Linked DNA regions of Homo sapiens: region 1 is linked to region 2. Evidence: read pairs that join two places in POLR2A ChIA-PET (ENCODE). Cell type or tissue: PC-3. All regions are shown on one strand. Each heading gives the region's core, and the rest is flanking DNA. Links, peaks and the distances in the headings are about the cores only.

Region 1 (13,938 bases), core at 2,118-10,117, 240 kb before region 2:
GGAACTGAGGCTCAGAAAGGTTGGAATCTAGATGTCCTGAAACCAAGGCCCTGATTATTTCTAGAAAAGCATTCTGGAAATCTCTTGAGAAGGCACCATATAAATCAGGCCTTGATAGATTTCCATATAACAAGGGTGTTCTAGGTGAGATAAAGAACATAAAAATGTATGCATGGGGTGAGGGATAGAGGATGTAGTAGAAGGGTCAACAATAGCCTAGAGGGGCCAGTTGGGTAATGAGAACAGGCAAGAATAATTGACAGAAACATAGGTTAACAAGTTACTTTCTCCTTTGCTATAAACAATATATAGCAACAATATTAGCACCTGCCAGAGTGAGGGAGAGGTGGTGATTGCAGTAAAATACAGCAGCTCTTGCACATTGTTAGCAAGCAGAAACTCAGGCCGGGTAGGGCCAGATTGTATTTTTGTTTTTTAGACAGGTTTTACTCAGCTGCTGGGGCTGGAGTGCAGTGATCATAATAGCTCACTGCAGACTCGACCACCTGGACTCAAGTGATCCCCTTGCCCCAGCCTCCCAAGTAGCTAGGATTACAGGTATGTGCCACCACAGCCAGCTAACTTTTAAATTTTTTTGTAGAGACAGATCTCACTTTGCTGCCCAGGCTGGTCTTGAACTCCTGGCCTCAAGTGATCCTCCTACCTTGGCCTCCCAAAGGGTTGGGATTACAGGCATGAGCCACAGTGCTTGGCCTCTTTTTAAAAATGGAGACTTCAGGACAGTCTTTTTCAAGACAGACATTTGATTTAAAAAAAAAATGTTGGCAACTAATTCAAACTTAAACACGCTCTGCCAAGCAAAACCTTCCTGTGGGTTCAATCAACTTTCTGGCTGCTTGTCTGTAATCTCTGCTTTAGGAATTATCTAAACTGAAGGGAGGAGTCTGTGAACTATTTGATCTTAAGAGGTTCAGGCTGGGCACGATGGCTCATGCCTGTAATCCCAGCACTTTGGGAGGCGGAGGCAGGCGGATCACCTGAGGTCAAGAGTTCAAGACCAGCCTGGCCAACGTGAAACCCCGTCTCTACTAAAAATACAAAAATTAGCTGGGCGTGGTGGCGGGCACCTGTAATCCCAGCTATTTGGGAGGCTGAGGCAGGAGAATCGCTTGAACCCAGGAGGCAGAGGTTGCAGTGAACCGAGATCACGCCATTGTACTCCAGCCTGGATGCCAAGAATAAAAAACTCCGTTTCAAAAAAAAAAAAAAGGTTCAAAGGGCTGTAGAGTGGTGCTGATGAAACTAAGTCAAAATCATTTAGAGAAACTCTAGAAAATGCAAACTAAACTACAGTGACAGCCACAGATCAGTGGTTGCTGGAGGTGGGGCAGAAAGGAGGGATTCTCAAGCGGGAAGCTTACGGCTTATGAAGGTCATAGATATATTCACTATCTTGTGGTTGTTTTATGGGTGCATATGTGTTTCAATTTATCAACGTGTATATACTTTAAATATGTACAGTTTATTGTATGTCAATTATATTTCAATAAAGTCGATGAAAAAAACTTTAGAGCAGGTGCAGGTTGGTACAACTCTTATTTCCACTGTTAAGCTACAAATTTAAACACCTCCTCATTCTCTTCCCCCAAATCCAGTCTAGGGTCACTCCAAGCCAAAGAAGACAATTTAGAACTTTGCAACAGGTTTTTATTTTTGCTTTATATCTATTACAGTGTTTGAAACCTAAAGAAATACATTTTCTCTTCAAATTTGGATGTGTATATAAATAACATTTGTCTGGACTCAGCACACTCAATGCCATGTTTTCTTCGCCTATGTCTGCTCTGAAATCAAGCTGTGTCTGTCTACCCAGGGGCCCTGAGAACATGGAAAATAGAGTTTATTGTTATTAGAAAAATAAAAGCAAATGAATTTGCAAAGAAAAACCAGTGAGAAGGATTAGATTCATCTTCCAAGGGTCCATAGCTGGTAACCCAAGCCATTCTCGGGGGATATCCAGTCTCTTGAGTGGCTGGGACTCCATTACCCACTTTCCTTCTTTAATAGGTCAAAGGCAATTCCCACAAAAGCTGGCTAAAAAAGCCGACACCCAACTCCAGAGTCTGAGGGTTCATGAAGATGTGGACTTTTTTTTTTGAGACAAGAGCCTCACCCTGTCGCCCAGGCTGGCACAATCTTGGCTCACTGCAACCTCTGCCTCCTAGGTTCAAGAGATTCTCCTGCCTCAGCCTCCCACGTAGCTGAGATCACAGGTGCCCACCACCACACCTGGCTTATTTTTTTTATTTTTTTATTTTTGTAGGGACGGGGTTTTACTATGTTGGTCAGGCTGGTTTTGAACCCCTAACCTCAAGTGATCTGCCCGCCTCAGCCTCCCAAAGTGCTAGGATTACAGGCATGAGCCACCGCGCCCAGCTGAAGATGTGGATTTTTTTTTTTTTTTTTTTTTTGAGATGGAGTCTCGCACTGTCACCCAAGCTGGAGTGCAGTGGCATGATCTTGGCTCACTGCAACCTCCGCCTCCTGGGTTCAAGTGATTCTCCTGTCTCAGCCTCCCAAGTAGCTGGGATTACAGGCGCCTGCCACCACGCCCAGCTAATTTTTTGTATTTTTATTAGAGATGGGGTTTCACTATGTTGCCAGGCTGGTCTCAAACTCCTGACCTCGTGATCCACCCGCCTCGGCCTCCCAAAGTGCTGGGATTACAGGCATGTGCCACCGCGCCTGGCCAGATGTGGACTCTTTAAAGACATGCTCTGAGTCAGAGGTTCCCAGCCAGTGTTAGGATCTCTGAGAGCTTACTTCCTTCAATGCCCCCCAGGCCATGGCGTATATAATAGTTACAGGAGAACAGGGCTGGCATTCAGCAACAGGGTTCAGGTACGAGCTAATGTGGACATCAGAAGTCAGCCTGGCCCAGAGGCAGCTAGGCAGGCCACTAAGATACACTACATAAACCTTTTCCCATGGTGTTCTGGGCCTAACATGTAATACTGCCTCTTCTAACTCTCACAGCCTGCTTAGGTTCTGCACATAGCCCAGACCTGAAGCAAAGCGCCCTTGCAGAGAAAAAAATAACAGCTTTAATTCACAGATTTGGTTGGTCTTGACCTCAAGTTCTTCCTTTGCCACGGTCTAAATCAGGGTGTGGGGCTAGAGGACAGATAATGAGAGACTGAATCATTTATGAAGGCCTTGGCCAAAGAGCAGCTAGTGCCCACTACATGGATCCCAGCAGGGCCAAATTCTCAACTTGTTGGCTTAACAAAAGAATGAAAAAGCTCAAACAGAAAACATACTGGACAAGGTTGGTCCAGAACATGCAATCCTAAATGGCTATGGAATAAATTTATTCTGAGCAATATCTCAGTCTCACACTCACTAAATTCTAGGGTAGTTCTATTGAAGATGTTTACCATGGTTTAGCGCACTGAGCCCTGCACCCTTCCCCAGGCTGCCAGGGAAGCAGAGAGGTACAAACATTCCTAATGCCCCAGTCAGCCTGTTCTCCCTATGGGGTCCCTGGATTACCTGCAGGGACCTGGGGGAAATTGGCTCCCTGTCTTCAGCTGAGAGTCTGGAATCTGAACCCTAGATGAATCTACTGAAGAATGCTCAAGATGATGGATACCAAGCTGAGTGAGTCTAGGGGAGAAGAGAGGCCTGAACAAAAGAGCTGGGGCCTTCAAAGAGGTGTATGAGAGGTGAGGTTAGTAGTGCCAGGCTTTCCTATCTTTTCCTTCTAGTTTGCTAGAAACAAGTACAACTTTAGGGTGTGGGGGGAAGGCAGGTAGACATGAAGAAATGGAAATACAGTTCATTCTGCTAGACATTTTAAACTGGTTTGGCTTGAGAAAAATAGAAAGTCTGTGCCTGAGAACCTTCTTTTCCTCTCCCTTATTTAAGTACAATAGCAGCTATAATCTGTGCAGTTCAGCTCCAAAAAACAGGGCTCCTGGAAGATGGCTTTCATGGCAGAGAGTTGATGGGGTAGATTAATGGGCTCTAGGTAAGGAGCAACACCAAGGGTCCCTGAAAACTGAGGCCAACACCTGCTCCCTGGGGGGGGGCCATTTGTATTCCCTGACCCATGTAACAAGCCTGGCCAGCTGTGGGTGGAATCCATGTGGTTCTATCAGAAGGCTGCAGCCAACATCAAGGCCAGGCAGTCACCAGGGTCAGCTGGGATCTGAAGGGAGGCTTCTAAGACCAGACACCCTGTTAGTACTAAAGATGATGATTTGGGGGTGGGATGCCTGGAGGGGCTGGCACCATTCAAAAAAGTATTGGAAAACATTAGCCAAGAAAAAGGCTCCTTGTCCCTCCTAATCCATATCCAGATACCCCCAACCAGAGATCTTAAAAAGGATAGACCAGCCATATGCCAACATGCCAGGATTCCAAAAGCATGCCTCAACTAATTAGGGTATTCCCTACAGCAGACTGGGGTAGAGGGGCTCCATCCTGGCAATAACCAGAGAGCCTTACCTCGCCTAGGCCAGGGTATGGAATCTAGATGAAGACTGTCCACAAACAGTGGCTCTCAAGCCTGGGCTAAATAAATAATATTTTGCTTCATTACATGGCCAAAGGAGAGGAGGAGATAGAAAAGATGATATTACTACCTCTGTGGGCTGGAAGAACTTCACCTGTTGGTTGAAAGGGGATTAAAGGAAGATAACAGGAAAACCTGGTCTGGAGAAGACATAAATGAAAGCTCCTGGAGGCCACTTTTCTCTGATTAGAAATCTATCCTCACACTCTGCCCCTAGTAGACTTTAGCCTTTGGAGTTCTTAGGGAAAACTGGCTTTAAGCAGCAGCCAGATCACCAAAAACATTTTCCATCTGGTACAGGACCCGGAGCTGAAGCCAAAGTAGATTTTGGAGGAACAGCTGGACAAGCAGGATGTGTATGTCTTACACTAAGAAACTGGTCCCTGTATCAGGGACTTAACTCTTACTTGAGATGTACAAAGTAGATCCTACTAAATTGCCCTTTGGAAGAGAACAATGGGCGGAGGTTGGGTAGGGGAAGGCTTTTTTTTTTTTTTTTTTTTTAAACTGTAAGAGAATGGTTTTTTAATGGAGGTAGCAGGCCAAGTGAAAAAAAGATTCTGCCCCCTGCCTTCCTGGGAGATTGGGAGTTGGCAGCCATCATTCCCAAGCTGATGAGTGGCATATGACTCACCAAGGTGGTACAACATGGGTGGGATTTTTCAAGGACAATTGCCAGACCTAAACCATCCTCCTCAGAAAATGGCTTTGAAGTGGGACTGCAGCACTAGGAGAGGGCAAATTCAAGATCAATGGCCAATAATAAGTACCTGAACTTTAGGTCTATAAGCAGAAGGGCATGGATTTCACCTGAGCCAGAAGGAGATGTGTAGCAATAGAAGCAAGAATGGCATTGTTTCAGAGGAAGGAAAAGCAGAGCTTGGAGCAGGATGCCTCTGACTAACCACAGTGGGGAGGTGGGGGTGGGGCAGACTGTGCCTTCAGCTCCACAGCTGGTCTACACCAACTTCCTCTACTCCCATCCAAACAGGTGGGCTTTACTATCATATGTAATCCACCCAGAGGCACAGGCAAGCCACTAAGGCAATGCACTACCGTAATTCAAACAGAAAGAAGAGGCATCTGGATTATAATTGTCACAAGGAAGGGAAAACCCAAACCAGGTACAAGGATCCCAAACAGGGAAGATACGCAATAGCTCTAAAAAAAAAAAAAAAAAAAGCAGGCTACTAAGTTTCAGTGATAATAGATAATAGGAGAGGCAGCCATGGGTGATCAGTTATGTGGACAATGGCCATTGAGATTGAATTTGACAAGGCAAACTGCTTCTGAGTTTCCTGATACAAGCAGGATGTTCAGCAGTAAGGACAGAGTAGCAGACTTCACCAGGCCCTGAGGCCATCCTTGCTCCCTTCAGGTCCTGGGACAATCAGGCCACGCTGACCTGCTTTATGAAGGTTCCAGAGCTGAAGGTTGGTCCCAGGTGGTGGTCCAGAATCCAAGCAGAGAGGAAAAGGACCAAGCTCAGGCCTCCTGAGCGAGGAAGCATCCATATCTCTTTTTGGTCTTCCTCACAGTATCCTACTTACCGAAATGACAGACAGTTCTTCCTCTTGAGACCAATTAAGATTGACCTACCTAATATATAGAATATAAAAAAATACAGAACTTTTTGACATTCTCTCCTTTAGAAGTAAAATATACATGATCCAACTATGGAAGAGGAAGAAGAAGAAGAAGAAAGGCCAAAGGCAGGGATCCCTGACTATCCCAATACATGACACTCTCACTCCACCCTCCTCTGCAACTTACAGGTCACCAGAGCAAGGACTTTCTCCTCAGGAGAAAGGAAGGACCACAGCCCCCTATCTCAAGCTTAGGAGAAAATACAGCCACCTCAGAGGTTCTCTCAACCTCGAGGGGGAATTTTCAAGTAAACAAATGAAGTTGGGTCGCACCATTTGGAAGGTGAGTAGGAAATATGGGATCAGTAGCTACACGTGGGAAGCCCCATCTGAAGGCCTGTGCTCCTCCCCTGCACTCCCACTGGTATACTTGAGACACTTCAGGAGAGTGAGGAGGATCCCCCAAACTAAAGAGGTCTGGGCAAAGAGTCAGAGGGAGGGAGGGACCTTTGTTTCATGGTAGCCTCCCCAGCCTCTAGTCCCAGGCAATGCAGGCAGCTGGGTTTACTAAAACCAGGAACTTGTGGCTCTTGGGAAGAGCAATCTTAATACAAGAAAAATGTGCAAAAGAAAAAAAAATTAAATAACTCAATCCAAGCGTACAAGATTAATATTCTGTCAGAGCAAGAACACTTTGTTTTGGATTTCTCCCTTCCCCTCCCACCTCCCACCTCTGGAATATACCGTCTGCTCAAGTACCCAAGATAAGAGTTACACAGATCAGGGCAGAGGACCGGGAAGAATGAAAAAAGATAAAGGGAAGGAAGTCACCACTGAAGAAAAAAAGAAAAAAAATAAAAATAAAAAAAGGTGCAAATTGATTACCTTAGTCCTCCTTTGTCTACCCCTGGGCTCCTGGGTTAAAGACATGTGTGCAGCCAAAATATAGTGTAAGGAAGAAAAACCCAACACGTCCCCTTCTTGTCACAAAACCCAAAGGTGAGCCTCAGATGGTTCTGTCTGTCCAGAGGGTGCTCCCTCCAGGGAAGGGGGCGGAGCAGGTCAAGAGCACAGTCTCCAGGGCAGCAGAGGTGTGTGGTGGCTGATGGTGGGGACACTGGTTTCCCGCCCACCAGAGGGCTGCTCTTCCGCTGGCTGGTGGTGCTTCCCATCCCCTCCCCTCCCTGGAGGCAGATATTATAGCTGGAAGCCCTCCATGGGGGCCTCAGGCTGCTGGAAGATGAACTGCTGTTGCGTTTCATCGACTTGGGGAGCCAGGCTGCTATCATCGTCTTCTACACCAAAGTAGTGCTCAATGAGGTCGAAGGCCTTCTGGTAGATCTCCTGGTTCTCGTGGCTCTGGAGAAACTCAATTTTATCCAAGCCTACAGTAGTAAGAAGGAAGGAGAGGGAAGTGTGAGTGCTTTTCTATGGGCAGGTGAAACATTTACCTATTTTTCCTTCCCTGAGGTATGTTAGTGCTTACAAACACAAGTCATATGATCAGATCACTCTTGGACCTGAAAGGGGAGAGTTAAGATTTCTTCTCAAAACTACAGAATCCCAAAGGAAAGAGACCAAAATGTCAGTTACAGAGGTTCTAGTCCTGATTCTGCTTTAAACTAGAAGCATGACCTGGGCACATCATCAGCCTCTCAGGGATGAGTGATGAGTTAATCCAGCACTCTTATAGGTACAGCCTATCAGAAAGAGAACTGACCTATCACTCCTTAGAAGGAGAAGAAACTGGTGAGAGACAACTCTCAACTCAAAAGATGAGCCAAATCCAAATCCTAGCTGTACCCCAGCTACTCAGCACATCCTGATTATACTCATGGTAACGTGTGAAACCCTGTGGATGGTGAAACTTGGCTAGGGCAGGAGCTCTTAACTGTTCTGAAGACACAGACATCAGTCTCATGGAAGCTATGGATGCTTCCCAACCCACACTCCGCCACCACCAACATATGTATACCACGTTGGAGGCCTACAGTCTCAGGTTCTGACCTAGATTGAGGAGAGGGCACATACCATAGGCTTCCTCTATGAGGCCACAATAAGGATTGACCCCTGAGCCACTGCGCTTGCCCTCTTGCTCTCCAAGCCGCAGGATGTTCTCCAGTCCATTGAGGGCCACTTGCACAATCTTCGAATCCATTACAGTCAGCAAGTCACATAGGGGTTTGATGCAGCCCAGTGAGACCAGGTACCTAGGGGCCAGAGACCAGGCAAGTGCTAAACTAGTACAGGACACATGAAGTGCTGGGCAGGTGCTCTGAACTCTCAGCAACCCACTCTTACTAATTTATTTTTTTATTTTTAAGAATTGTGAGGCCGAGCGCGGTGGTTCACACCTGTGATCCCAGCACTTTGGGAGGCTGAGGTGGGCGGATCACAATGTCAAGAGATCGCGACCATCCTGGCTAACATGGTGAAACCCCGTCTCTACTAAAAAAAAATACAAAAAAAAAAAAAAAATTGGCCAGGTGTGGTGGCGGGCACCTGTAGTCCCAGCTACTCGGGAGGCTGAGGCAGGAGAATGGTGTGAACCTAGGAGGCAGAGCTTGCAGTGAGCCGAGATTACGCCACTGCACTCCAGCCTGGGCGACAGAGTGAGACTCCGTCTCAAAAAAAAAAAAAGAAAAGAAAAGAAAAAAGAATTGTGCAACACCCCATTCCATGCCAGAGAATGAGAGTGTTCCCCAACCAAGTCCTTTTTTTTTTTTTGAGACAGGGTCTTGCTCTGTCACCCAGGCTGGGGTGCACTGGTGCGATCCCAGCTCACTGCAGCCTCCTGGGCTCAAGTGATCCTCCTGCCTCAGCCTCCCAAACAGCTGGGACTACAGGTGTGTGCCACCATTCTCAGCTAATTTATTTTTTATTTTTTGTAGAGACAAAGTCTCATTATGTTGTCCAGGCTGGTCTCAAATTCCTGGTCTCAAGCGATCCTCCCACCTTGACCTCCCCAAAGTGCTGGGATTACAGGTGTGAGCCACTGCTCTTACTGAGCCTTGATAACCGCTTATCCTTTCTCTATCTCTCTACCTTCCTGTTGATATTGTTCTAGTTCATTTCACATGTGGTTGGTCTAGTTCATTTCACATGTGGATGCTACCAAACACTCCTCCTCCTTGCCTCTAATGTCTCCTTGGCTGCAATATTACCCCTCTGAACACATTACTTCCCTGCATAAAATTTTTCACAGGCTCCCTAATTCGCTGAACTCCAAATTCTATGGCACAACAATACCATAATACCACAAGCCCAGCCCAGCCTGGATGCTCTGCAATCTGGCTCCTAGTTCCTTTCTAGCTCTGCCTCCCATTATTCCCTTCCAAGGACAATACATTCTAGTCACACTTGTAAAGGTCTCCAGGTTTCTGATTCCTGTACCTTTATTTATGCTTTTCCCTGTCTAAGAGGCCTTTTACAATCCCATATTTATCCTTCAAAGCTTAACTCAACAGCTATCTCTTTTCTCCTAAGACTTTATATATACTAACTGTGCTCCCCTTAATAGGCAACAAGTGAAGGGCAAAACACTTAACTATTCCCACCACTTTCCACTAATGTTCAGATAATGTAAACTAAAATAAAAGAGTACACAGGCCAGGTGGCTCATGCCTATAATCCCAGCACTCTGGGAGGCCAAGGTGGGAGGATCATCTGACATCAGGAGTTCAAGACCAGCCTGCTAACATGGTGAAACCCCGTTTCTACTAAAAGTACAAAAAATTAGCCGGGCGTGGTGGCACGTGCCTGTAACCCCAGCTACTCAGGAGGCTAAAGCAGAAGAATCGCTTGAACCTGGGAGGCAGAGGTTGCGGTCTCAAAAAGAGCACACATACACAAAATAGCTTTCTATTCGCTTCTTTCAAGTCTCATATCCCAAATTAATTTCTCAAAGAAGCTGCTTTTTTGTTTGAGACAGGACCTTGCTCTGTAGCAAATGCTGGAGTGTAGTGGCACAATCACAGCTTATTACAACTGTGACCTCCTGGGCTCAGGTGATCCTCCTGCTTCAGCCTACTGAGTAGCTGTGGCCACGGGCACACGCCACTACAACCTGCTAATTTTTACATTTTTGTACACATGAGACAAAGTCCCTATGTTGCCCAGGCTAGTCTTGAACTCCTGGGTTTAAAGGATCCTCCTGCTTCAGCTTCCCAAGGTGCTGGGATAACAGACATGAGCCACTACACCAGCTTGCTTGTTTTTTTTTGTTTTTTTTTTTTTTTGTGACAGACTCTGGCTCTGTCACTCAGGCTGGAGTGCAGTGGTACAATCACAGCTCACTGCAGCCTTGACCTTCCAGGCTCAAGCCATCCTCCCATCTCAGCTGGGACTATAGGCACATGCCACCACGCCCGGCTAATTTTTGTCTTTCGTAGAGACAGAGTCTTCTTATGTTGGTCAGGCTGAAGAAACTGTTTTGAGTAACCCATAGTACGGTTCCCCTTCATTTGAATTGAGAACTACATAGATTTCAGTTCTCTGTTGGATAAGAAAAGGTAGAGAAAGGATGGATGTCCATGTCATGTTTCTCTTCTCCAGAAGGGAAAACTGGTAAACTGTTATAGTGTCACTGGAATCTGGAATAGATTCCCACATGGCTTACATGGAATCTATTCCAGATTCTAGTGACACTGTAGCAGTTTACCAGTAAAATTCTATTACAGTGAGACTAGGGGGCAGACCTGTCTGAGCAAGAGCAGTTTATAGGTCACCTGTAAACCATGAGCAAACAGGGAGAGCATCCATTATCATTCAAGACAACGGGAAAGGAATGTAATACCTGATCTGCTCAGGGGTTCCTCCTGATGTGGCATTGGTGATGGCCCAGGCTGCCTCTTTCCTTGTACGAAACTCTGCTTTCTGAAGGATTTCGATCAACACAGGGAAGATATTTGCATCTATAACAGCCTGAGAGAGAATTGAGAGGAGGCAGATGGAAGGAGAAAGTCATTTCAGCATGATAAATAAATCTAGTCCCCAAATCAGCTGAGACTTAGACATCTTCCCCATTCTGGGAGTTTTCTTTTGTTCTTCCTATATAGGTGACAGGCTACTACAGAAGAACCCAGTTTTGGTTACACAGCTTCTTTGACCAATAGTACACACTGACTCCAATTTATTTATTTATTTATTTATTTTCTGAGACAGTCTTGCTCTGTCACCCAGGCTGGAGTGCAGTGGCGCGATCTCGGCTCACTGCAAGCTCCACCTACCAGGTTCACGCCATTCTCCTGCCTCAGCCTCCCGACTAGCTGTGACTACAGGCGCCTGCCACCACGCCCGGCTAATTTTTCTTTTTTTTTGTATTTTTAGAAGAGACATGGTTTCACCACGTTAGCCAGGATGGTCTTGATCTCCTGACCTTGTGATCCGCCCACCTCAGCCTCCCAAAGTGCTGGGATTACAAGCATGAGCCACCATGCCCAGCCCCTCTTTTTTTTTTTTTTTTTTTGAGACGGAGTCTCGCTCTGTTGCCCAGGCTGGAGTGCAGTGGCGTGATCTCAGCTCACTGCAACCTTTGCCTCTCGGGTTCAAGCAATTCTCCTGCCTCAGCCTCCCGAATAGCTGAGATTACAGGCGTCCGCCACCACACCCATCTAATTTTTGTATTTTTAGTACAGATGGGGTTTCACCATGTTGGCCAGGATGGTCTCAAACTCCTGACCTCATGATCTGCCCACCTCGGCCTCCCAAAGTGCTGGGACTACAGGCGTGAGCCACCGTGCCTGGCCAATTGACTCCTATTTTTAAAGGGAAACAAATTCTTTCTTCTGAAAGCAAATATTCCAACAACCTCCCAAGTTCCTATGACTTCCCATGCCCCTTGACTTCCCTGCCTGTTTTACCTGTATTTGAGCCCTGTTGCCAGCAGTAATATTTGAAATAGTCCAGCAAGCTTCCTTCCGGATTGACTCCTTGGGACTGCTCAACAAGTGGAGAAGGCAAGGTAGGGCTGAACAGTTAAGAATGACCTAGAACACCAAAAGCACAGGAAACAAAAGAAAAATTAAACTGTTTTTAATTTTTTTTATGTTTTTTTGTTGTTGTTGTTGTTGTTGTTGTTTTTGTTTTTTTTTTTGAGACAGAGTCTCGCTCTGACGCCCAGGCTGGAGTGCAATGGCACAATCTCGGCTCACTGCAACCTCCGCCTCCCAGGTTCAAGTGATTCTCCAGCCTCAGCCTCCCAAGACGCTTGGATTACAGACGCCTACCACCACGCCCGGAAAATTTTTCTATTTTTAGTAGAGATGGGGTTTCATCATGTTGGCCAGGCTGGTCTCATGCTCCTGACCTCAGGTGATCTGCCTGCCTCGGCCTCCCAAAGTGTTGGGATTACAGGTGTGAGCCACTGTGCCCGGCTTCATTTTTTTTCTTTAAATAGGGTCTCACTTTGTTGCCTAGGCTGGAGTGCAGTGGCATGATCATGGCTTACTGCAGCCTTGACCTCCCAGTCTCAAGCAATCCTTCTACTTCAGCCTCCTGAGTAGCTGGGGACTCCTGAGTAGCAGGGTGCCACCGCACTCTGCTAATTAAAAAACATTTTTTTTTTTTGTAGAGACAGGGTCTTCCCATGTTGCAGGGCTGGTCTCAAACTTCTGGGCTCAAGTGATCCTCCTGCCTCAGCCTCCCAAAGTGCTGGAATTACAGGCATGAGCCACTGCACCTGGCCCAGGTAAACTGGACTTAATCAAAATGAAAAACTGTTGTGCATCAAGACATTGGAGTAAGCTGGGCACAGTGGTATGCACCTGCAGTCCCAGCTACTCAGGAGGCTGAGGCAGTAGGATCACCTCAGCACAGGAGTTCAAGGCCAGCTGGGGCAACATAGTGAGACCCTCTAAAAAAAATTAAAAAAGAAAAGAAAGTTGGTCTGGGTGAGGTGGCTTCATGCCTGTAATCCCAGCACTTTGAGAAGCCAAGGTGGGAGGATTGCTTAAGCCCAGTAGTTCAAGAGTAGCCTGGGCAACATGGTAAAACCCTGTCTCTCCAAAAAAAAACAAATTCAAAAAATTAGCTAGGCATGATGGTGCATGCCTGTAGTCCCAGCTACTTGGGAGGCTGAGGTGGAAGGACTGCTTTGAGCTCAGGAGGCAGAGGTTGCAGTGAGCCGAGATGGCATCATTGCACTCTAGCCTGGGTGACAAAGACAGACTCTGTCTCAATTTTAAAAAATTAAATAAGTTAAAAGTTTTTTTTTTAAAGACACCAAAGTTAAAAGATAAAACCACAGAACAAGAGAAAATATTTGCAAAACATGTGTCTGATAAGAGATTAATATCCAGAACATATGAAGAACTCCTAAAATTGAACAACCAGAAAACTCAACAACCCAATTAAAACATGAGCAAAAGACTTGAATAGACATGTGTCCAAAAAAAAAAAAAAAATACACAGATGGCCAATAAGCATATGAAAAGATGCTCAACATTACCAATCATTAGAAAAATGCAAATCAAAACCACAATGAAATATCACTTCACACCCATTAGGGTGGGTATTATCAAAAAAAAAACAAAAAACAAAAAACGGAAAATAACAACTGTTGGCAAGGCTGTGGGGAAACTGGAACATGCTGCATTGTTGGTGGGAATGTAAGATGGCATAGCAGCTGTGCAGAACAGTATGGTGTCCCCTCAAAAAAATTAGGCATAAAATTAGAACATGATCCAGCAATTCCACTCTGGGTATATACCGGGGACTTGAACAAATATTTGTACACCAATGTTCATAGCAGCATTATTCACAATAGCCAAAAGGTGGAAACAACCCAAATGTCTATTGATGGATAAATAAAATATG
Region 2 (16,024 bases), core at 4,706-12,705:
AACTCGTGACCTCGTGATCTGCCTGCCTCGGCCTCCCAAAGTGCTGAGATACAGGCGTGAGCCACTGCAACTGGCCTTTTTTTTTTCTTTTTTCTGAGACAGAGTCTCGATCTGTTGCCCAGGGTGGAGTGCAGTGTTGTGATCTCAGTTCACCACAACCTCCGCCTCCCAGGTTCAAGTGATTTTCCTGCCTCAGCCTCCCAAGTAGCTGGGACTACAGGCATGTGCCACCATGCCCGGCTAATTTTTGTATTTTTAGTAGAGACAGCTTTTCGCTATGTTGGCCAGGCTGGTCTGAAACTCCTGACCTCATGATCTGCCTGCCTTGGCCTCCCAAAGTGTGGGGATTACAGGCGTGAGCCACCGCGCCTGGCCTTTCTCAAGTGTTTTCATACGTTATTATCGATACGTGAAAGAGCCCATGAGGTAGCTGATTATTATTTCCATTTAATAGTTGATAATACTTCCCTTTTTTAATGGGGGTAATAGTACCTTCTTAATAGGGTCATTTTGAATCATAAACTTGATAATAGATTTTATTTTATTATTTATTTATTTTGAGATGGAGTTTTGCTCTTGTTGCCTAGGCTAGAGTGAAGTGGCGCGATCTTGGCTTACTGCAACCTCCGCCTTCTGGGTTCAAGTGATTCTCCTGCCTTAGCCTCCTGAGTACCTGGGCTTATAGATGCCTACCACCACTCTCGGCTAATTTTTGTATTTTTAGTAGAGATAGGGTTTCACCATGTTGGCCAGGCTGGTCTCAAACTCCTGACCTCAGGTGATCCACCCGCCTCGACCTCCCAAAGTGTTGGGATTACAGGCATGAGCCGCTGTGCCGGGCCTTGATAACATTTTAAAACGTTTCAATCAGGACTTGAAAAAGAGTAGATGCTTAATAAAAGGTAACTATGGCTGGGTGCAGTGGTTCATGCCTATAATCCCAACACTTTGGGAGGCCAAAGTGTGAAGGTTGCTTGAGCCCAGGAGTTCAAGACCAGTCTAGGCAACATGGCAAGACCTCCATCTCTACAAAAATAAAAAAATAATTAGCTGGGCATGGTGGCATGGGCCCATGGTCCCACCCACCTACTTGGGAGGCTGAGGTGGGAGGATTGCTTGAGCCTAGGAGGTTGAGGCTGCAGTGAGCCATGTTTGCACTACTGCATTCCCTCTGGGGTGACAAAGTGAGACCCTGTCTTAAAAAAAAAAAAAAAGGCCAGGCGCGGTGGCTCACGCCTGTAATCCCAGCACTTCTGGAGGCCGAGGCGGGCAGATCATGAGGTCAGGAGATCGAGACCATCCTGGCTAACACAGTGAAACCCCACCTCTACTAAAAATACAAAAAATTAGCTGGGCGTGGCGGTGGGCGCCTGTAGTCACAGCTACTCAGGAGGCTGAGGCAGGAGAATGGTGTAAACCCAGGAGGTGGAGCTTGCAGTGAGCTGAGATCCCGCCACTGCACTCCAGCCTGGGTGACAGAGTGAGACTCTGTCTCAAAAAAAAAAAAAGGGGGGGGGCGGTAAAGGTAACTACTATTGGAGCCACTATTCTTATCCTTATGTTGTTAATGTTGTTATTACATTATTTTATTTCAGGGCCAGAAGGAGAGCTAGGTGGAGGGAAGGGTCATTCACTTGGTCAGACAATCTACTAGATGAAAACAAACAAGCAAACAATCTGCTAGACTGCCCCAAATAGATCCATTTAAGCAGGGGAGAATCTGAAAACAGGCAATTACAATTCCATGTTAAGTACTATGGTAGAGTATTGCACAAGGTGTTTTGCAACTTTATCGGAAGAATCAATAACTCACAGACGCAGCAAAAGTTTTGCAGAGGTGGTAGCTCTTTCTTTCAAATCAGTCTATGTTTCCAGGAAGTAGAAAATACTGCTTGCTGGAGGCAGACAGAATGCAAGTGAGCCCAGTCTGTGCTCCTCACCTAAGGGCCTTGCTACTGATCTGCAGCCCCTCCTGCTCCTCAAGGCCTCTCTCAACTCCCACACAGCCCTGCTAGCCAGCCTTGCCCTAGAATACCCCCTCCTGGGCCACCTGGTGGTGAACATCCTGGACTCTGTGCTGTGGCTTGATGCGGCTGAGTCATAAGACCTTTCTTTTTACTGCTAAGCGCTAATGGAAGCCTTCTGGTCAGAAGCAATGCCCCAAGTCTACCTTGTGGGGAAGGTCTAATGACGACAGATCACTGCTTCTCCCCGCAGGGCTGGATGAGCATGGATGTGGTGGCGAGGTGGGGGAGAAGCACCCACGGGAGCATCTTCATTTCTTCCTATATAGGCGCCAGTTCTGGGCAGGCAAGACTTCCCAGGGGTGGACAGAAAGAACAGACCCTCCCCAACCCGCAATTCCCAGGGGGAGACATCTCCCTCCCAAGCCAGCCTCCAATGCCGCACTTTGCCATCTGGTCGTGGCCCAAACCAGCCTCCTAGCTCGCTAGTGACCACATTTTCCAAACCAAAACTCAGGACGCATGATCTGGCAAAGAATTTCTGGCTAGCTTCCAAATGCAAGAGGCAAAAACCTTTCCACCTGAGAATCTCTACGATAATCTGCGTCGTTAAAGGTGACATTAAGTCGGAAAGCTTGAAATTCAGGGTCTCTTCTTTCTCACTTTCTCAACTCAAGCGTTTTCTTTTTCTTTCTTTTTTTTTTTTGAGACGGAGTCTCACTCTGTCGCCCAGGTTGGAGTGCAGTGGCACGATCTCGGCTCACTGCAAACTCCGCCTCCCGGGTTCAAGTGAGTCTCCTGCCTCAACCTCCCGAGTAGCTGGGATTACGGCCCTCCTTCCGGGCGGGCGCCACCATGCCCAGCTAATTTTTGTATTTTTAGCAGACACAGGGTTTCACTATGTTGGCCAGGCTGGTCTCGAACTCCTGACCTTGTGATCTGCCCTCCTCGGCCTCCCAAAGTACTGGGATTACAGGTATGAGCCACCGCGCCTGGCCCTTCTCAAGCGTTTTCATACGTTGTTATCGATACGTGAAAGAGCCCATGAGGTAGCTGATTATTATTTCCATTTAATAGTTGATAATACTTGGAATCACTTGCCCAAGATCCTACATCCTGAAAGTCTGAATTTTGGCTTGTCAGGGACAGTTCTTAGGGTGGGTGTGTGTCTTGTGGGCAGAGCTGGGGGTGGCGTATTAATATCTTCGACGAAGATGCACACGCCATTCATTTGGGGCCTCAGGAAGGGCAGCCGAGAACTGAGCTGGCCAGGTTCCCACTTCTGAGTTGGAAATCCCCAAGCCCAGGACGTGGCGGCCACCCCGTCCCATCAGGATCTGACCCGAGGCCTTAGGGCCAAGTAGCGAGAAAGAACCCTTCGACCTTGCAGGTCACACCTCGGCTGCAGGCCCTCGACCCAGCCCAGGTGCGGATGGGCGGGGCGCAGCGTGGGCGAGCGACTCCCCAGGCCACGTTCTGCCTTCCCTCCCCGATCACATGGACTCGCCTTCCGTAGCCGGGAGTGCGGAGCGGAACGAACCACGAGGAGGAGGAGCGGGGGAGGCGCCCAGGGCAGTGGGTCAGCGCCCCGCGGGGCAGGTGGGCGGGCCCAACTGCCCGCGAGCCGGCCAGCCAGCCAGTCAGCGAACGCGGAGGGCGGGCCGGTGGCCCTGCGCGCCGCGCCCCGCAGCGCCCCCTGAGGGGCGGCGGCGGGAGCTGGTTCCGGCTGCGCGCGCAGCGGTGGTGGTGGCGGCGCGATCGGCCGGGCTGTAACCGTCGTCTGTCCGGGAGCGGCTGGAGCGGCAGCGGCGGCCGGGCACGGCGCGAGGTGACGCCACAGGGCAGCGGCGGCAGCGGAGGCAGCGGCGGCAGCAGGAGACGCAGCGGCGGCCGCAGCAGCAGCAGCAAGACGGACTCGTGGAGACGCGCCGCCGCCGCCGCCGCCGGGCCGGGCCGGGTGTCGCGCGCCGAGGCTGGGGGGGAGTCGTCGCCGCCGCCGCCACCGCTACCGCCGCCGCCGCCGCCGCCGAGGTGACTGAGGAGAGAGGCGCCTCCTCGCTCCCGCCACCGCCGGACTTCAATGCCCAGTCCCCAGCTCGCCAGCGTGAGTGCGCCCCTCCCGGGCGGCCCCCGCGCCGGCGCCGGGGGCCTCGGGGAAGGGGAGGGCGGGAGGCGCCGCAGCCATTAGTGCAGGCCGGAGACACGTCCCCGGAAGGAGGGCCGGGCCGGGCCGGGGCGGGGGAGCGAGGGTGGGTGAGCGAGGGGCGGGCTCGTGTGTGTGGAAGGGAGAGAGCTGTGCGAGCGTGGGGGAGAGTGAGTTGGTGAAGGGAGGGCGTGTGAGTGGGGGACAGGGCTGAGTGTCCGTGCGAGGAGGTGGGGGGAGTGGGAGCGCGTCGGGAGGCAGTGTCGATGTTGGGGGAATGTGGGTGAGGGCAGGGGAGGGTATGGGTGTGTGGGGAGCGTGTGGGCATGAGGGGTGGTGGTAGAATGAGTGAGTAAATGGGGGAGGAGAGAGTTGAGAGTGTGGTAAAGAGCGGGTGAGTGTGGGGGGAGAACATGGTGTGTGTCGGTGAGAAGGTGCGTGGCAGAGGCAGGAGTGTGGTAGGGTGTGCCGGCGTGTGTCCAGTGTGTGAGCAGGCATCCTAGAGGCCCTTCCCCTTGGTCTTTGTGTGTGGCGATAGTGAACCCTGGTGTGTTGGGTTGGGGAGTTCTTTCCGGGAGCATCTTGTCCGTGGGTCTTCAGGTTCAAGTATGAGGAAAGGGGGTATAAGTCTCCTCCAGCGGCACTATGATCTTCTGGCTCTGGGATTTTAATTTTTTTCCCCCAGAAAGGATGTGATGTGTTTTTTTGTTGTTGTTCTATACATTTTTTTCTCCCACGTTTCATGACTTCAAAGTAAATTTTCAAATTTGTCAATGATGCCATCCTATCCTAGTCTGGGGCCCCTGAGAGCTAACGAAAAGAAGTTTGTCTGTTGCCCAAAATCCTACACTCTGGCCTGTAGAGTGTTCAGGAGCATAAACTTTTGTAAAGTACTGCTAGTTTTTCAGGTGAAGAGTATTTTATTGTTAGGTAAATTGAACTGTAGTCTGGTTTATTATTTCCTGGAATTTGTCAAGAAATTAGCAGTGACTAGCAATTCTAGTGTCACTGTAGGCATTCAGCAAATGTTTGTCTGTCCGGAGTCGCCAAACTACATTACACTGCTGAGTTGGAATATGGTACTTGCTGTCATGCTCTGTAAGAGAGAGTAGTTTCAGAGGGAAGTGAGTGAAGTTATGCCTTGCTGAGTGTGCAAAAGGAGATTAAGGATACAGAATGACACATTATCAGGGCTTCAGAATCACTTGCCAGCACACCATTGTATTGGTGAAGATGGTGAGAAGTTGTTTGCTGGTATTCTGATCTTGGCATTTTTAAGTTTCATAATGAATGGACTAATTATTATCATGGACTTTTCCCATTCTTGTGTTGTAAAAGTAGGGATTCTTGAAGAGTAGTACCTTGATAGGGATTTTACACATTGATATAATCTTAAAAATGATGTTATCTTAAAAATAATGTCTCCTAGAAGTTGGTAGTCTTTCACTTGATCTTAGCCAAAAGGCCGAGAAGCGATAGAAGTTGGTAGTCTTTCAGTATAAGCAAAGAGTAGTATGGTCCTTTTGTTTTTTTTTTGTTTGTTTTTGAGATGGAGTCTCGCTCTGTTTGTTGCCCAGGCTTCCCGGGTTCAAATGATCTTCCCGCCTCAGCCTCCCAAGTAGCTGAGAATACAAGTGTGTGCCACCACACCCGGCTAATTTTCATATTTTTAGTAGAGATGGGGTTTCACCTTGTTGGCCAGGCTGGTCTCGAACTCCTGACCTCCAGTGATCCACCTGCCTTGGCCTCCCAAAGTGCTGGGATTAACAGGCGTGAGGGTGGTCCTTTTGATAGTGAACATAATAGAATTACAGGCAAAATCACTGATGTGTAATTAAAAGTTAGAAATTATATTTTTCGGCTGGGCAAGCTGGCTCATACCTGTAATCCTAGCACTTTGGGAGGCTGAGGCAGGAGGATCGCTTGAGCCCAGGAGTTCGAGACCAGCCTGGGTAACATGGTGACTCCATTTCTACAGAAAATACAAAAGTTAGGCGTGGTAGTGCGTGCCTGTAGTTCCAGCTATCCCGGAGGCTGAGGTGAGAGGATCTTGTGAGTCCAGGAAGTCAAGGCTGCAGTGAGCCAGTGAGACCCTCTCTCAAAAAAAATAAGAAGAAAGAAATAGTAAATAGTATTGTTACTATTCAGTGAGGGAAGGAATTGATTAGTATTAATTTCCTCCTGTGCTACAGGTGCTTTTTATATTCATTTAATTCTCACAACTACAAGAAAGGTGGTATCTTCATTTGCATCCATTTAGCTTATTTTGAATCACTTCTATTTGCCAGGCACTAGGGATACAGCGATGAGCTCCCATGGATTTACAGTGGTGAGAAGAAGAGATACAGAAACTCAAAAGGTTAAGTAACTTGTCCCAGGTCATACAGATAATAATTAGTGCTGGATTAAAAATCCAGGTCTTTGACTCTAAAGCCCTTGATTTTTCCAATACGTCATACTACTCTCTCAGTAGCTCCTCTTATATTGAGGTTTCTCATCAACGTGATGGCCTAGCAGCTAGTACTTAGGAGAGCTGTTGAAACTAATGGAGAAGGCTGGAGGCAAGGGGATCATTTAGGAGATGCTGACTGGAGGCTCTTTGGGGCCTAAGCTAGGCTTTTATGTGGGAGGAGATTATGCCTTGAAACTCTCTTGGGGCCCCGGGGTGTGTGCTTTGAGACAGTTTTTATGAGGCACCTGGGATATGTCTGCGTGAGGGAAGTCTGATTAAAGAAATGCAGCAGCGTCTTATGTTTTTTATTTTTTGGAAAAAGAGGAGAGTATATTTATTGGGGCCAAGAGTGAACTAGAACTTACCACTGTATCAAAGTTTCTCTGTTGAGCTGTGTGGGACACTTAAATCAGAAGAAGTGAGAAAATACACGTGAAAGCACTTTGTTAATTATAAATTGAACTACAGATTCAAAGTATTATTACCACTAAGATCTTTCTACTAAGGCAACAGATTTTGTAGCTGGAAAAGGCTGGCATTTTAGAACACCTTTATAGATGAAAAATAGTTTTGAACTGCTGAACGGGGTATTTTCTGACTCAGAACAGCAAAAGTCAGGCCACTCCCTCTGTGAGTCAGTCAAGTAAAATTTAATTTGAACGAACCAAATTTATAGGCAGAAACCATTTACAACATCATTGAACTTTGTAGCACTAGGAAGAGTAAATGTTTGAATACTTTTGTGTATAGCTTTAAAAAACAGTATGAGAGCCCCATATATAGTTGACTTGAAAAAAGTTTCAAACAAGGTAAATTGGATTTATTTTTCTTTAGAATTAACTTTTTATTCATTTTGTCCTATAAAGGTAGTATTTCCTTATGCAGTAATTAAGGAACACTTTACAATTTTCAGACACAAAGTTGAAATTTAGTAGGGATTTATTTTACAGGATTTGACTATACTTTTTCCTTTTTGTTGTAATGTGGGGGTTGGTAACCACTGAAGCCTAGAAAACGAATGTATTTACAAATAAGATGGAGAGGAGCAGGTGCATACATTTTTAGCTGTTGCTCTTGGTCTTGGAAGAATGAAGCTTAAGTTTTTGTGAAACTAAGTTTGGTTGATTTATTTGGGTGCTATTCCATCAACTATATTTGTTGAATAGAAGATGGGATCTTTAAAATTTTGCTTAAGAATCAGGATCCATAGTCTTTTTTGTTTGTTTTGGTTTTTTTTAAGACGGAGTTTTGCCCTTGTTGCCCAGGCTGGAGTGCAGTGGTGCAATCTTGGCTCACTGCAGCCTGCGCCTCCTGGGTTCAAGCGATTCTCCTGCCTCAGCCTCCTGAGTAGCTGGATTACCGGCACACGCCACCACGCCCAGCTAATTTTTTGTGTTTTTAGTGGAGATGAGGTTTCATAATGTTGGCCAGGCTGGTCTTGAACTCCTGACTTCAGGTGATCTACCTGCCTCGGCCTCCCAAAGTGCAGGGATTACAGGCATGAGCCACCGCGCGGCCCAGGATCCATAGTTTTAACATGGTGGACTTAGTTATGTTTATCGAATAGGGTGATGGTAGAGATCTTGGGGTACTGGTAAAGTTCAATATTACCCTTTCAGGGTTTAGGTTTCCACATTCCTTTCTTACGCCAAATCATGTATTGTCTCATTTGAAACTCAATAATCCTGTAAGTAGTATTCTTTTAGCTTTACAGATAAGGAAATTTATTTATAGATTGATTGTTGTTGGGTTTTGTTTTATTTTGTTTTCTTCCAGACAGAGTCTTACTCTGTTGCCCAGGCTGGAGTGCAGTGGTGCAACCTCAGCTCACTGCAGCCTCCACCTCCTAGGTTTAAGCGATTGTCCTGCCTCAGCTGGTATTATAGGCGTGCGCCACCACGCCCAGCTAATTTTTGTATTTTTAGTAGAGACAGGGTTTCGCTATGTTGCCCAGGCTGGTCCCGAACCCCTGAGCTCAGGCGTTGAGTTGCTGGCCTCAGCCTCCCAAAGTACTGGGATTTGATTATTAAATCCCAGGTTTTAGAATCTAAGTTAAAGATTATCAATAAATAGATAGCAGTGAATAATTTTTTTTTTCCTTTTAGGGGCTTAAAGTACTTAAATCTCTGTTGAACAGTGGATACCACCAGTTATAATTACTTTGGGAGATGGTGATTTGAGTCTCTTAATCTGTGAAATATTAGAAAAGTCTTGGCTAGGCACAGTGGCTCATTCTGGGAGGCAGACACGGGAGGATCACTTGAGGCCAGGAGTTCGAGACCAGCCTGGGCAACATAGAGACAACATCTCTACAAAAAATACAAAAACTAGCCAGGCATAGTGGTATGAACCTGTAGTTCCAGCTACTCAGGAGGCTGAAGTGGAAGGATCACTGGAGCCTGGGAGGTCAAGGCTGAAGTGAGCCGAGACTATGCCACTGCAGTCTAGCCTGGGAGACAGAGGGAGACCCTGTCTCAAAAAAAAAAAAGAAAAAATCTTTTCACCATTTTCATCTTTTGAACTATTAACTACGTATAGAGGTGTCAGTTAGCTTTCTCTCATTATCCTTTGTTTTATTGGCTGAACCTCATTCTATGGGCTCCCTTGACTCCCTGGCCACTGTCTTGGCACTTGAAGCCTTTTAGGTTGCTTAGTGTAGAGCTGAAGTGCATATTGTGTGAAAATCTTTTTGCTCTTTGGAGTGGTAGAGGTCTAGGCTCAACCAGAAACTGTCACTACCCTAGCACCTCCATGAAAGAAGCTGCACAGCAATACTAGCTGTCTGCTTTCCACAGTTCCCCATTGTGGAGTTACCAGGACTTAGGTGAGAGAATGACTCGTTTCCTGCACTGTTTGTTCAGTCAGTGTAGATTTACAGGACACAGAAATCTTTCCCAGAAAAATGACTGTGAGGAGTTGACAGATTATACAGATATTTTTTATGTGACTTGAATGTAGACGGTTTTTGTTTGCCTATACTGATTTTCTTGCCCACAGGTTATGTTAACACAGCATCCACTTCATTTTAAGTGGCCTAAACTAAATTTCATCATTTGAATATAAATTTACCTTACACAATGTTGGCTTTTTAAATTCTTGAGAATTTTAAGATTAGGCTTTTTTGTGACCCTTTCTTTGCTAGTTGAGCCTGGTTTGAAAAAATATTTTGAACATTTAGAACAGTCTTTACCTTTAGAGAAGTGGTGCATTTAATTCCTCTCATAGTATTTTTTATTTGAACTTTTAGTCTTCTCAAGACATTAATTCTTTTGGCATAAAATGTACACATGATATATTTGTTTTAGCAGATCAGATAAATTACTTTATATTTTTATTTCTGCAGTGGCCAGATATGTTGGCTGTTAACTAATGTATTGTTTGACAGGAATTCAAATTCACAATCAGGTCTGTTTTCTTCCAGTTGTCCTTTAGTTTTTGTTTAAATTTGACCAACTTTTTATTTTCCCCACCGTTTTACAGGAAACATTCACTAGGTTGTATCACCACAGTATTTGTAAATTGGATTTATATACAAATGTTGATATTTGTTGTTTTTAGTAGCAGAACAAATTGTTGTGTATTGTATTTTCCATTATTGGTGAAAAGCCTTTCATTAGGGGATGGAGTGACTGGTTAGTGCAGAAGGATATGAGTCACCAGCAGGATTTGTCAGCAAATAGAGAAGGATATGATGGAGAAACAATAGATTCTAGTGACATTATTTTCATTCCACATGTGTGGTTACAAACAAGTTTCCTTTGGTGATTAGTTTAAATTATGCAAATTGGGTCTTTCTGGGTGAAAAGTACTTTAAATATAAGTCACAGGCTATATTCTCAATTGTTTTCTTAGATTGGATCTTCATTTGGAGGTCATCAACAGGTAGAATTTAGTTAAACTCGTTATCTGTTGACTATGATTTAGTAAGTTGAAAGAAAATTTTTGTTAAGCTTTTTGGTAATTACGGAGCTGCTTGCTCAGTAGATCAGGGGAGGCCCATAAATATGGCAATATTTGCTCTTTTTCTCAGTGAGCAAAGAGTTGCTCTCTTACCACTACTCTGCTTTGAAATTCCTAAGAGCTTTTATTGCATTTGAATTGGTCTGAAATTCTCAGCCCGGTCAAGGCTTCTCCAGAGTTATCTAACCAAAGACTAAGCACCTTTCTCAAGTCACACTACCATGGTTCCTTCACTGTTTCTACCAGTTTTCTATTATAAAAGTTTTACCTTTCTTCAGAAGTCTTAATCCTACTCCATTCTTCTCACGCTTACTTTGTATCTTTAAAATTTGTGGTGGTAATATGAAAACTTAATACCAATCAAGCATTTTTCACCCACGTTGATTCTTCTAGGAGCTTGATCCTGGATAGTGTTTGTATGATGTGCACACGTCTCTGCAAATGCTTGTTTGAAGATTGGCTGTGCTGCATTTTGGTATAATTGGGAGGTGACATATTGTCCCTTATCTCAGTAAACATTTGGAGGAAGAGGACGAGAAAGATTGAATTTTGCATTCTTTAATTGGGAAGAAAAGGAAGGTGAATCCATGTTGAGCTGAGCTAGTGAGTAAAGAATAACTTCTTGACATGGCATTATAGAGTTATTTCACCATTTTTATTTCACGTTAATATGTAGTATGAAATATTTACTTTCACTGTGTGGTTTTTAAAGATCGTAATGTTACTGTGTTTTGTGAAAGGATGCCATTATTGGACAATTAGTGGATAGACAGTACATTTTAAAAGGCCACCAGCAGCTTCAAATAGAATGATTTGGATTCTTGACTGTTTATCTTGTATTGTACTCAGTACACAAACATATGTCTGTGAACTATAATGTAATTTATAAAAAGCAAGTTTAGGAGAGGAAGTGAAGTGTAACTTACCCAGTTATAGGGGAAACTTGGATCAGAGTGCCTGAACAGCAGAAACATTTCTGGGGCTCAAACAAAATAATTTATGTTGACAAGATGTATTTTGGGATGTTTTTATTCTGTGTCTTGTCCATAGAGAGTTTCCCTCACTCTCTTTGGGGATTAATACTGGAACAGGACCTTTAAATACGCTCAATACATTTGACAAAATGGGGAAATGAAAAGAGTTAAGTTGACCCATAAACTACTAAGTTCTGAGATATGGTATTTTTTATTTTTTTTTTGAGATGGAGTCTCACTGTCGCCCAGGTTGGAGTGCAGTGGCACAATCTCGGCTCACTGCAGGTTCCGCCCCCCCGGGGTTCACGCCATTCTCCTGCCTCAGCCTCCCTAGTAGCTGGAACTACAGGCGCCCGCCACCTCGCCCGGCTAATTTTTTGTATTTTTAGTAGAGACGGGGTTTCACCGTGTTAGCCAGGATGGTCTCGATCTGCTGACCTCGTGATCCGCCCGCCTTGGCCTCCCAAAGTGCTGGGATTACAGGCGTGAGCCACCACGCCCGGCCCGAGATGGTATATTTTAGGTAATGTGAACAGTAGCCGGAAAGTTTTTGCTTTGCATGCTACTCCTGTGCTGTAGGTTATTTTGAAAGGTGATTCAAATAACCTTTCCCAAGTATCTATTTTGCAACCTCAGGGAACTTGCAGCTGTTACAGCCATTTTAACTGTCCTGATATAGCTCAGAAAACATTTCAATGTGGTGTTGACAGGCTGACTCCAGGTGTTCTTTTGGATTTTTACTACTGAATTTGCTTTATTACAATTGAAGTTCAGAATCTTAAATTATTTATTAATGAAATTATTGATTCAATGGTTCTTGGGTTAATGTACATACAGTGATGTTGGAAACTAAATTAAAATGATTAAGACTTAAATTGTTCTCTGGAAAAATTAGCCTTTTGAGATTAAAGAAGGAAGGATGGGAGGAGGAAATAAAACAAATGTTAGGATTTAACTTTCTGGGGAAGCAACTGAATTGGAGATAGTTCCTATTCTTAAGAAGGTTACCAAAGTTATTTAGGAAAAGAATGTGCTTAAACTTTATAATAAAGGGGCTTGGGAGTCTTAAAATGCACATAAACTGAAGTCTTTAAACATAAACCCCATAGAAAAGATAGCCATGATACTTTTGTCACAAAAGTATGGATGAATAGAATCCATTTAGTAAAACTATTTAATGTAATTTTTAAAAGATTAACTGAAAACAATTAGATTAATACTCAATATAAGGATTGTGCTGTTAGGATTTTTTAATGTTATTACCAGTGCTATTCCAATACTTTTTAAAGAGAAAGTCGGCGTTGGCCATAGTGCTGTTAACCTGCATTTAAATTTTATTTATGAAAGGAAAAATACCAATTTTAGATAAGAGATTCATTTTGAGAATTGGAAATCTTTAGAGGAAAAATGGAGTACAAAATTGTAAAGTAAATATTTTTAAGTGTGGCCTGAAAATATTTAATGCAATTTTTGTCTTATAGTTATTTGTAGAGGTAGAAATTACTAGAAAAGGACAACCGTTAATCACCGGGGTACATGCACATCTAAAACCACTCCCTTTTCATTTTGGTGGGAACAGGGCCCACAGGACTTCAGTGAATAACTGTCACTGTTCTCAGAAGCAGGTGCGATTGTTGACTAATTGCTTCCCTTATCTTTCTGAGTGGCTGGCCATGTATCTTCTACTGGTTTTGAAATGTTAAGACATTTTCCCACCATCAAGGTCATGATTTCTTTTTATAGAACTGATTATTGATTTCTGTACTGGGACTTGAGTCTCAAGTTCCCTCCTTAAATGAGGAAGTGGAAAAGTGGGAATAACCAAGGGAGTAACTATGAAATTTTTTTTTTTTTTTTTTTTTTTTGAGACAGAGTTTCACTCTGTCACCCAGGCTGGAGTACAGTGGCACGATCTTGGCTCACTGCAACTTCCGCCTCCCAGGTTCAAGCAATTCTCCTGCTTCAGCCACCTGAGCTGGGACTACAGCCATGCGCCACAATACCTGGCTAGTTTTTGTATTTTTGGTAGAGACAGGGTTTTGCCATGTTGGCCAGGCTGGTCTTGAACTCCTGACCTCAGGTGATCCGCCCATCTTGGCCTTCCAAAGTGCTGGGATTACAGGCGTAAGCCATCGCGCCCGGCCAAAAAATTTTTTTTAACAGTAAAAAAAGCATCTTATTTTTGGCTTATTCACTGACATTTTGGATCCTTATTTGTGTAGAATTGAATTGATACCTCTTTATCACCTTCCTAGGACTGTAGTTATTGTGGGTAAGGAGGGATATTAATATTAATATTATATTGTATATAATTATATTATGCTATATATTATATTATTATATTTATATATTATAATATATAAATATATGTTATAATATATATTTGTTATATATAATATAATATTAATTTAAATCTAAGTTTCAAGGACTAGATTATTTTAGTTTGATAAATGGAACAGTAGAGGGATAAACAAAGGTAGGTAGTGCAGAGGATAGATAGAACTGTTGTTCTATCTACTTGATTTGGGAGTAGGTTATAAGAGATGAATAAATTTTCAGTTTGAGACCAGTTAATCAGAAGATGCGTGTTTACTAATTAAACGCTTTACTAATTAAAGGTGAGGTTTTTTAGTTTACAAGTTTTCAGACACTTTTTTCCCCCAAGTGGTCAAAATACAATAGGTACAGTAGCATTTTACAGAGGACTTTCCCTACTACTTTGATGGTTGAGAAGATTTTACAATCTATTGTCTGAATAGCCTCTGAATATTAAGTTGGACTCCACAAGTTCTGTAGTTACTCAGAGCCTTGACTGTTTTTCATAAACTCTATATCCAGTCTGTGGACAAATCCCACGTCAAAGTGTATCTTGAAACTGACCCCTTCTTATCTTCCCTACTGCTGTTACCCTGGTCTAAGCTACCATTATATCTACTTGTCTCCTTGCTTCCACCCTTACCATTTTTGTAATGTTTCCACATAGCAGATAGAGTGATCCTTTGTAAAACCTAAGTTATCACTCTTTTTTTCTCTCCTTTTTCAGCTTTTATGTTAGGTTCAGTGTGTACATGTGCAGGTTTGTTACGTGGGTAAATTGAATGTCGCTCGGGTTTGGCGTACAAATGATTTTGTCACCTCGTCACCAGTTAGCAAGCATAGTACCTGATAAGTAGTTTTTCAAGCCCCACTCTCCTCTCACCCTCCACCCTCAAGTGGTCCCCAGTGTCTGTTGTTCCCCTCTTTGAGTCTATGTGTACTCAGTGTTTAGCTCCCACTTATAAGTGAGAACATGCGGTATTTGGTTTTCTGTTCCTGCGTTAATTCGCTTAGGATAATGGCCTCCAGCTGCATCCATGTTGCTGCAAAGGACATGATTTCATTATTTTTTATGGCTTTGAGTTGTCACTCTTGAGTGAAACCCTTCATTGGCTTCATTTGGAGAGGCATCATTTTCTGAATAAAAGTCAAATGCTTTTAGTGGCCTATAAGGCTCTCTTTTATTTCTCTGACTCTATTCATTCCATTGTCCTCTCTGTTCCAGTAGCATTGGTTCCCTTGTTCCTAGCATACTCTAAGCTTGTCCCCACCTCATAACCTTTGCAGCAGTTAATCCTCTGCCTAAAATGCTCCCCAAATACCTGTTTGGCTCACACTCTCAGCTCTTGGATAAAAAGTCACTTTTTTCAGTGAGGCCTTTCCTGTTAGCCTTATTTAAAATTGGAACCCCCCTCCCTCTGGCACTGCTAATTCCCCTACTTCTAATTTTTCTCCAGAGCAGTGACATTTTTATTTCTTTTTTTCTGCCCAGTAAAGTGTAAGATCCATCCCAACAGAAATTTTTGTTTTGCTTATTGCTCTTGCACCTGTAAGAGTATGTGACCCATAGTACATGTTCTGTAAATATTTGAATTAATGAAAGAATTTGAGGAAAATGCCTAGCTCTTCAGGAGGATAAATTCTTTACTGTTGACAGATTAGATTTTTTATACTTATTTTAAGGGGAAATAAAAGTGGCTATTGACATGAAGGGAATTTGCTTTAGGAAAAAAATGTTGCAAGGTGTTAGTTGTATATTACATTATTAGGCTTTCATGTTGACTGATTGTTGAAACCAAGCTGACTCAAATTTGCATTACTTCCTGTAAAATTTCTGGTAAGAAAAGTAGCAGTAAATATATGCATACTCGTTTTTTTTAGACCTTTGCTTTTAGACTGTATTTCCTTAAATCTAGAATTCTTTTATTGTACCTTTATATTTTAATGTGCTGTTTTAATTTGGTGAATACTGGCGTAGCTCACCAAATTAGAGGGTTTATTGTATCATTTAATTTGGAAATGTAAAGGGATGATTTCTTAGAAATCCTGATGTGAGTGGATTGATAGGAGAGATAAATATATATATATATATATATTTTTTTTTTTTTTTAATTTTTTGAAACGGAATCTAGCTCTGTGGCCAGGCTGGAGTGCAGTGGCGCAATCTCAGTTCACTGCAACCTCCGCCTCCTGGGTTGAAGCGATTCTCTTGCCT

Evidence for each region. ChIA-PET counts read pairs that join two places held together with the same protein. Peaks named below come from ENCODE experiments on the same cell type or tissue, not always from the same donor. Only the 100,000 strongest peaks of a DNase experiment are listed, where the experiment ranks them.
Region 1: POLR2A ChIA-PET joins it to region 2 with 12 read pairs; 2 of 35 experiments call an interaction of 5 or more read pairs at or near these places.

What each region holds. Positions count from the first base shown.
Region 1 is chr1:32,164,277-32,178,214 of GRCh38, reverse strand. It overlaps KPNA6 (karyopherin subunit alpha 6), which reads right to left. Exons shown (of 14, transcript NM_012316.5): 11 at 11,985-12,110; 12 at 10,919-11,046; 13 at 8,155-8,333; 14 at 1,652-7,508. The coding sequence ends at 7,321. Among named protein-coding and RNA genes, the nearest start is that of TXLNA, 8.4 kb to the left of the region's middle. In PC-3, for the core only: no CTCF peak of the experiment used is centred there; no DNase peak of the experiment used is centred there.
Region 2 is chr1:31,926,031-31,942,054 of GRCh38, reverse strand. PTP4A2 (protein tyrosine phosphatase 4A2) reads left to right here and starts at 3,687. Exons shown (of 6, transcript NM_080391.4): 1 at 3,687-4,068. RefSeq lists enhancers at 3,101-3,370, 4,481-4,530, 9,144-9,203 and silencers at 3,431-3,810, 4,013-4,184, 3,961-4,300. In PC-3, for the core only: no CTCF peak of the experiment used is centred there; DNase peaks (open chromatin) are centred at 7,174, 9,414 and 10,214; H3K4me3 peaks cover 6,358 bases; H3K27ac peaks cover 6,863 bases.